Regions from separate parts of the Homo sapiens genome. Here region 1 is linked to region 2. A link is a contact called in ENCODE Hi-C or POLR2A ChIA-PET data. All regions are on one chromosome and are shown on one strand. The core of a region is the stretch at or near the end of the contact, and the rest is flanking DNA. Distances in the headings are between cores, read along the strand shown. Region 1 holds the start of PTPRD-AS1 (PTPRD antisense RNA 1). Region 2 holds the start of DMAC1 (distal membrane arm assembly component 1).

Region 1 (3,693 bases), core at 946-3,445, 1.1 Mb before region 2:
GCAGGCAGAGTGATACATTTCCCACAAAAGTAACAGCAAAGGAATATTAGGGGTTTTAAAACTTTCTGTTTCTCTAACATGCAACTTTGGATGAGGAAAGTGGGATTGCCAGTTTATGGGGGCACATGTGGCAATGACAAAGCCAAGTAGGAGTTTACATCTTGGGTGGAATCACCTATGGGGAGGCTGAGATTTCTGGATCCATCCTTAGGTCACAGGGGGCAAGGGTCCATCATCCCTGCACAGCTTTTCAGCTCCTGTGAAATCAGAATGATTGGAGGGTAAACCTCGTTTGAAGGCTTGCACAAGAATTGATTTCTTCCTGATTTTCACTATGACCCTAACCATAAAAAAGCAAAACCAAAAAGCCAAGAGACAATCATGCAGGGATGCTCCTCCCCCACCCCCAAATTGCTGGAAAACTAAACTTCGTTTAGAGAGATTCCTTTAAAAAATATGTGACTTATTTTTGGAGTACATAGGGGGCAGAGGATTACTGACCAATCCTTCGGTGGCTTTCAGGAGCACAGCATGCAGATGGTGGAAACAAATGGGCAGCTTGAGACAGCAGTCAGCATGCTGGATCATTAAGTCAAATCTAAGGGTGTCTGTTTACCTTTGCTCTTTCAAAGACAGCCCGGAGTCTGCAGGGATAAGTATTGTGTGTATGTGCTGGCCTGAACACAGAATGAGCAATGGAGGTGGCTGGTGAGCTCTAGCTTTACTTTATTTAACCTTTCTGACCAAGTTTCTAATAAATTTTGATGGGCCAACTGCCAATGGTGGCTTCCAGCTGCCGACTTTTTCCACATGCTGGAGACCCTATGAGTAGTGAAGAAGGTTAAAATCCATCTCTTAGCTAACAATACACACAGTGCACCTTAGTCACCTTGGGTTGTGTGGATGAAGAGTGCATAGCCCAACAACTGGATGCTTGTCTAGGGAAGAGGTGTTATAGTGTCCTTCAGAGAAGCTGAGGAGCACTGCATTTCCAACAACATAAAAGCAAGTGGCATGAAAGCAAAACAAGTTATCACACTAAGATTTTGGTTCAGTACTTCCCAGTCTTCCTCGTTGCCTTCAAAGCGGATCCTACAAGCATCCCCGAAGGAGGCTGCCAAGGTGAACTGGGGCGGACACAAACTGTGTCTCATCAAAGCACGCTCCCTATAGTATTATCACTGCTGTCAATAGGGCGCGACCAGCATTTTTTCCTCCTTTGCGCTGGGACGCAGAGCAGGAAGCGCCCGGGTGTGCATCTCTTAGGAGATGAGTGAATCTGTTGGAGAGGGTCTTTTCTGGCCTGGTGGATGGATGCTGGGGAGTGACGTCACCCCGCCCCCTCCTCTGGTGTGTGTGTGTCTGTGTGTCTGTGTGTGTGTATGTGTGTGTGTGTGTGTGTGTGTGTGTGTGTGTTGCCTCCTTCACCCACCTCTCCTGCCTGCCCCTCCTTTATCCGGCTCTCTGGCCCTTTCAGTGGGTCAGTGGTCCAGATTCAGGGATTCGCCAGCGGGCGCAGCGGGCCCAGCTCTCCCCGCGTCCGGGCGCACCCACACTCACACTCACGCGCAGGCAACGCGCACACACAATCCCCCAGCGCTGGAGCACAGCAATTCCGTGGGATCCCCAGCACGTTACGAGGATTTTAGAAATCACCCACACAAGGAAACAAAGAGAGAAGCCTTTCCAATGACTTTCCTGGGCTTTTTCGTTTAATTTTCCCCCCTCCCCAAACCACCTCTTCTGCAGCCGTAACTACCAGGTTCAAGCCAGGTCCAAAGACTGGGCTGCACCGGCCACCCCACCTCCCGGCCCTCGACTCTGCTCGGGCCCTTTCCCAGGCGTCGCCTCGCACCCCTCTCCCCCCACGAGCCTCAGTTTCTGGTTACCTCGCGTGCGCTTCACTTTTGGGGGGAAGAAGAGAAGGGGAGGGAGGCACCGAGGGGGGCAGCCGAGTTGCTATTTGTGGCCAAAGAATCCGCTTTAAAAGAAGAGGCAGCAGGAAGGAGGAAAGAGGAGAGGCGGAGGGAGGAGAGGAGACGCGGCCCCGGACCCCCCAGCCGCGAGCGGCGGAGCATCGAGGAGCGGGAGGAGGAGGAAGAGGAGGAGGAGGAGGAGGGGGAGGAGACAAACAGCGGCGGCGGCGGCAGCGAGAGAAGCGGGCGCAGGGCGAGCAGGAGGAGCGGGAGGAGGAGAAACCGCCGCGGAAGCCGCGGGCTCAGAAGGGCCAAGAGGACGGCCCGGGAAGAGGAGGAGGAGGCGGAGGAGGAGGAAAAGGGGGTAGGGGTGGAGGGAGGGCGGGGGGACGCGCTGCCTTGGATGCTGGATTTCGGGTTTTTGGACTCACTCGCTGACTCTCTTCCACTTCCTCGCTCTGGACTGGGCTGGCCGCACGAGGGCTGGGCGGCGGCGGCGACCAGGGGGGCTTCGGCGGCGGCGGCCGCTGCTCCGCGGGATTAAATTGGCCGCCCGGAGGCGGCGGCGCGGCCGTGGCGGGGCGCGAAGGCGCTGGAGGAAAGTGTTGGCGGCGGCGCGGGAGGCGGTGGCGGCGGCTGCCCGGGGCCAACATGACCAGGTGAGTCCCTGGAACTGACCCCGTCCGCCCCGCGGTGTCTTCCCCTCTTGCTGCTCCGGAATCGCCCTGCGCCCGGCTCCGGCTGCCGGCGCCTCCCGAGCCAGAGCGACACGCTCGCGTTTCCGCGAGCCCGGCGCCCGGGCACCGGAGCGCACAGTTTGCTCCTCTGGACCTCCTCGGGCAGAGGTCCTCTCCTGCTGGGTTCACTTCTCGCCTGAAACCTCAGACCCGGGAGAGAGGCGACTCTAGAGAATGGGGGTGTCCGGGTATGTGTATTTGTGCGACCCCCGCTCTCTCCTCCTAGGGTGGGCGTAGTATTGGGGGCAAATGGTGGAGCGGTGGGGCAATCCACCCTTACCCAGGGATCCTGCCACCGCCTTTTTTAAAGGCAGGGATTACTGTTTTAAGGAGGGCTGACTACGGTGAGGGGGCGATTTCTTTTTCTTTCTTTCCTCTGAACTAGTGGGGAGAAGGAGAAATAGCAGGAATCAAAGTCTACGCAGCTGCCATAGAGGAGGGGGATTGTTTGGGAGACCTTCCCGTGGCAGAATCAAAGCTCGTAGTTCAGCTGCGGGAATCTGGTGTACTTAACACACACATTCATTCCGTAGGGAAGGGAACGCATCTTTTATAATGAAGAGTCAAAGTTGTAAGAAACAATTTAAAAAGAAAGCCACGAACAAACCAAAGATTATTTGCTTTCCCATAGATTTATTGTAGCTTTTATGTGGGTGTGTAGAAAACTTGCATTGCTTCTCTGGACGTTGATTTTCATTTAAAAGCACTAGCAAGTGAAGTCAGTTTTTAAGTCTTATGCTTAAAAAAATCTTGAACACCAAGTGTGAGCTTGGCTTTCATTAATTTGGTGTTCCAGGATTCCAGATAGTAGTTCCATTCTCCAAAACCAGGACTATCACAATCCACTTTTATTGTTTCCAGTTCGCCTCCCAGTACGCTACTTGCCAAATGTCTCCTCCGTTTTCTAAAATTCTCAGAGTAATCCCCCAGCCTCATCTACAGTTTGCACCTTAAGTATCTAGGAAGATTCCTGAGGGCTCGTTCTCCTTGTATTTCCTCTTAAAGTTATATATATATATTTACATGTGCAAAGACACAGT
Region 2 (3,737 bases), core at 1,238-3,737:
CAAGTTGTAAATACAAAGAAAAAGGAAGTTAAAAGTGCTACTCTAGTGAACACACCAATGATTAGAAAGTAAAACAGCCATATTGCTGATATGGAAAAAGTTTCAGTCATCCGGATAGAAGATCAAATCAGCCACAACATTCCCTTAAATCAAAGCCTAATCCAGAGCAAGACCTCAACTCTCCTTAATTCTACGAAGGCTGAGGGAGGTGAGAAAGCTGCAGAAGAAAAGTTGGAAGTTAGTAGACATTGGTTCATGTGGTTAAAAAAAAATAAGCTGTCTTCATAACATAAAAGTGCAAGGTGAAGCAGCAAGTGCTGATGTAAAAGCTGCAGCAAGTTATCAAAGAGATGTAGCTTAGATAATTGATAACAGATAATCAGTATAGATGAAGCAGCATTCTATTAATAAAAGATGCCATCTAAGACTTTCATAACTAGAGAGGACAAGTCAATGCTTGGTTTCACGCTTCAAATCTGACTTTCTTGTTAGAATCTAATATAGCTGATGACTTTAAATTGAAGCCAGTCCTCATTTACCTTTCTGGAAATCCTAGCATCCTTAAGAATTATGCTAAGGATACTCTGCCTGTGCTTTATAATTTGAACAACAAAGCCTGATGACAGCACATCTGTTTACAGCATGGTTTACTGAATATTTTAAGTTCATTGTTGAGACTTCTTGCTCAGAAAAAAGATTCCTTTCAAAATATTACTGCTCATTGACAATGTACCTAGTTACTCAAGAGCTTTAATGGAAATGTACAAAGAGATTAGCATTTTCATAACTGCTAACACAACATCCATTCTGCAGCCTATAGATAAAGAAGTAATTCTGACTTTCAAGTTTTATTATATAAGAGATACATTTTGTAAGGCTCTTGCAGCCTTACAATCAGAGATAATGATTTCTCTGATGAATCTGGTTAAAGTAAATTGAAAACCTTCTGGGAAAGATTCACCATTCTGATGCCATTAAGAATATCTGTGACTCATGGGAGGAGATCAAAATATCCCTAACTGGATATTGGAAGAAATTGATTCCAATCTTTATGAACAACTAAGAAGGGTTCAAGATTTCAGATGAGGGAAGTAACAGCAGATGTGGTGGAAATAGCAAGAGAACTAGAATTAGAAGTGGAGCCTGATGATGTGACTGAATTGCCACAATCTCATGATAAAACTTGAACAGATGAGGGGTTACTTCCTATGGATGAAGAAAGTGGTTTTTTGAGACGGAATCTACTCCTGGTGAAGATGCTATGAACATTGTCAAAATGTTGGATAAAGGGCTCCAATTTTGAAAGACGTTATATAGTGGTTATTAAAATGCTATAAAACGGCATTGCATGTTGCAAAAAAATCTTTCGTAAAAGGAAGAGTCAATTCTTGCAGAAAATTTCATTATTGTCTTATTTTAAGAAATTGGCACAGTTACCCCAACCTTCAGCAACCACTACCTTGATCAGTCAGCAGCCATCACCATCAAGGCCAGACCCTCCACCAGCAAAAAGATTAGAAGTGGCCAGGTGCGGTGGCTCATGCCTGTAATCCCAGCACTTTGAGAGGCCAAGGCAGGTGGATTACCTGAGGTCAGGAGTTTGAGAATAGCCTAGCCAACATGGTGAAACCCCGTCTCTACTAAAAATACAAAAAAATTAGCCAGGCGTGGTGGCAGGCATCTGTAATCCAAGCTACTCGAGAGGCTGAGGCAGGAGAATCACTTGAACCCGGGAGGCGGAAGTTGCAGTGAGCCGAGATTGTGCCATTGCACTGGGCAGTCTGGGCAACAAGAGCAAAACTCCACCTCAAAAAAAAAAAAAAAAAAAAGATTAGGATTTACTGAAGGCTAAGGTAATCGTTACCATTTTTTGGGCAAGATGTTTTTTAAATTAAGATATATATACTGTTTTTTAGACACAATGCTACTGCACATTTAATAGACTACAGTATAAACAACTTTTATATGCACGGAGAAACCAAAAAAAAATTGCATGGCTTGCTTTATCGAGATATTTGCTGTATTGTGTTGGTCTAGAACCAAACCTGCAATCGCTATGGTATGTCTGTATCTAGCACATGATTATGCACATATAAAACCCAACTCCTTGATTCACAGGCCTCTGGATAGGAGATATGACATGCCCAAGGTCTCGCAGTTCATGTGAGGCAGGAAACTTAAGAGAGCCAGACTTCTTTAAGGAGACTGAAAGGTGATTCATTTAGTGAGTAGCGATTACAGAATTTCTAAAACAGTGGGGGCGGGGGGGGCGGCGGGGAGGAGGGCTGGAATTGTCCTCCAGCGCATACAAGGTTGTTGCTGCCAGAGAAATCCAGCAGGAAAGAGCAGCATTCTTTCACCTTTTCCGCCTCTGAAGCGGAGGAGAACTTCATTTCCCAGCAGCCCTTAAGATTCCTCCGCGCACTGCGCTAGCGTCCCGGCATTCTGCTTTCCGGCGCTCTGCCTTCCGGTGCGTCGTTTACGCCAGTTTGAACCAAAGACGCCCAAGGTTGAGGCCGAGTTCCAGAGCATGGGGTCTCGGTTGTCCCAGCCTTTTGAGTCCTATATCACTGCGCCTCCCGGTACCGCCGCCGCGCCCGCCAAACCTGCGCCCCCAGCTACACCCGGAGCGCCGACCTCCCCAGCAGAACACCGCCTGTTGAAGACCTGCTGGAGCTGTCGCGTGCTTTCTGGGTTGGGGCTGATGGGGGCGGGCGGGTACGTGTACTGGGTGGCACGGAAGCCCATGAAGATGGGATACCCCCCGAGTCCATGGACCATTACGCAGATGGTCATCGGCCTCAGTGAGAATCAAGGCACAGCACTTGGGCGGGTTGGGTATCTGCGGGGTAGAGGAAGGAAACGGAGCAGCCACGTGGGCGGGGAGGCGGGGAGGCGGGGTGCTGCCGCTGGTCAGGTGGTGGGGGCACCTCAAACAAGGTGGGAGAGGAAGTTGTTGGAACGCCTTTCTTTTTTTTTTTTTAATTTTAAGTTAGTATTTCTTGAGAACCCTTATTAGACTCAGCCCTTTTAATTCTCAGAATAGCTGTTAGAAGTAGGTATGATTATAGTATTTACTGTGGAGCAAACCGAGGCAACGAGGAGTATTGTGTTCATGGTCAGGAAATGACAGTCACTTGATCCCAGGTATATCAGATCTCAAAGCCCATACTTTTTCTCCAGGTCCTGGAGAAAGCCTGAGCGAGGGCCCTTGACCTTAATTTAAGAAATTTGCCTTGAATCCCAGATCTTTAGACGTGGATTCTAAGCTCACCTACTTGGTACACCTGGGTAATGTGGCCCACAGCCCCGTTCTGTGATCGTCAAGATGTCATCCAATCAAACGTCATGATTTTTTTAGCTTTCAAACCGATTGTCAGTGAATAGAATTTTAGGTTTCTAACTGTCTTACCTTCTTGATCCTGTATAGGTAAATTCTCCTACAGGATATTCTTTTTTTTCCTGATTTTTTTTTCTTTTTCTGTGCTTCACTTGCCTTATAAGAAAGATACAATGGTAATATATCCTCCAGAAGTGTTGTGAGGGTTAAATAAGATGGCGTATATGTGAAACACTTGGTAAATTTAAATGCAGCATAAAGGTAAGGTATTGTTGTTTTTTTTCTAGGCATTGCCACCTGGGGTATCGTTGTCATGGCAGACCCCAAAGGGAAGGCCTACCGCGTTGTTTGAAAGTACCACCAGTGAATCTGTCTTCTGTCTCTGTCCCTTTCCCCG

Evidence for each region. Hi-C counts contacts between places; a loop is a spot of excess contacts on that map. ChIA-PET counts read pairs that join two places held with the same protein, here RNA polymerase II (POLR2A).
Region 1: a loop to region 2 is called in a map of endothelial cell of umbilical vein, with 2.1 times the contacts of the local background. The contact joins the promoter of PTPRD-AS1 here to the promoter of DMAC1 in region 2. A Hi-C loop is called at or near these places in 1 of 168 maps with a recorded cell type or tissue (endothelial cell of umbilical vein). POLR2A ChIA-PET finds 5 or more read pairs at or near these places in 1 of 52 experiments (activated naive CD4-positive, alpha-beta T cell).

Annotation. Positions count from the first base shown.
Region 1 is chr9:8,856,520-8,860,212 of GRCh38, reverse strand. PTPRD-AS1 (PTPRD antisense RNA 1) reads right to left here and starts at 2,195. Exons shown (of 2, transcript NR_121600.1): 1 at 1,890-2,195. All of the region lies in intron 11 of PTPRD (protein tyrosine phosphatase receptor type D), which reads left to right.
Region 2 is chr9:7,798,528-7,802,264 of GRCh38, reverse strand. It overlaps DMAC1 (distal membrane arm assembly component 1), which reads left to right and starts at 2,487. Exons shown (of 2, transcript NM_033428.3): 1 at 2,487-2,804; 2 at 3,628-3,737. The coding sequence starts at 2,531. The coding sequence ends at 3,692. RefSeq lists an enhancer at 2,177-2,723.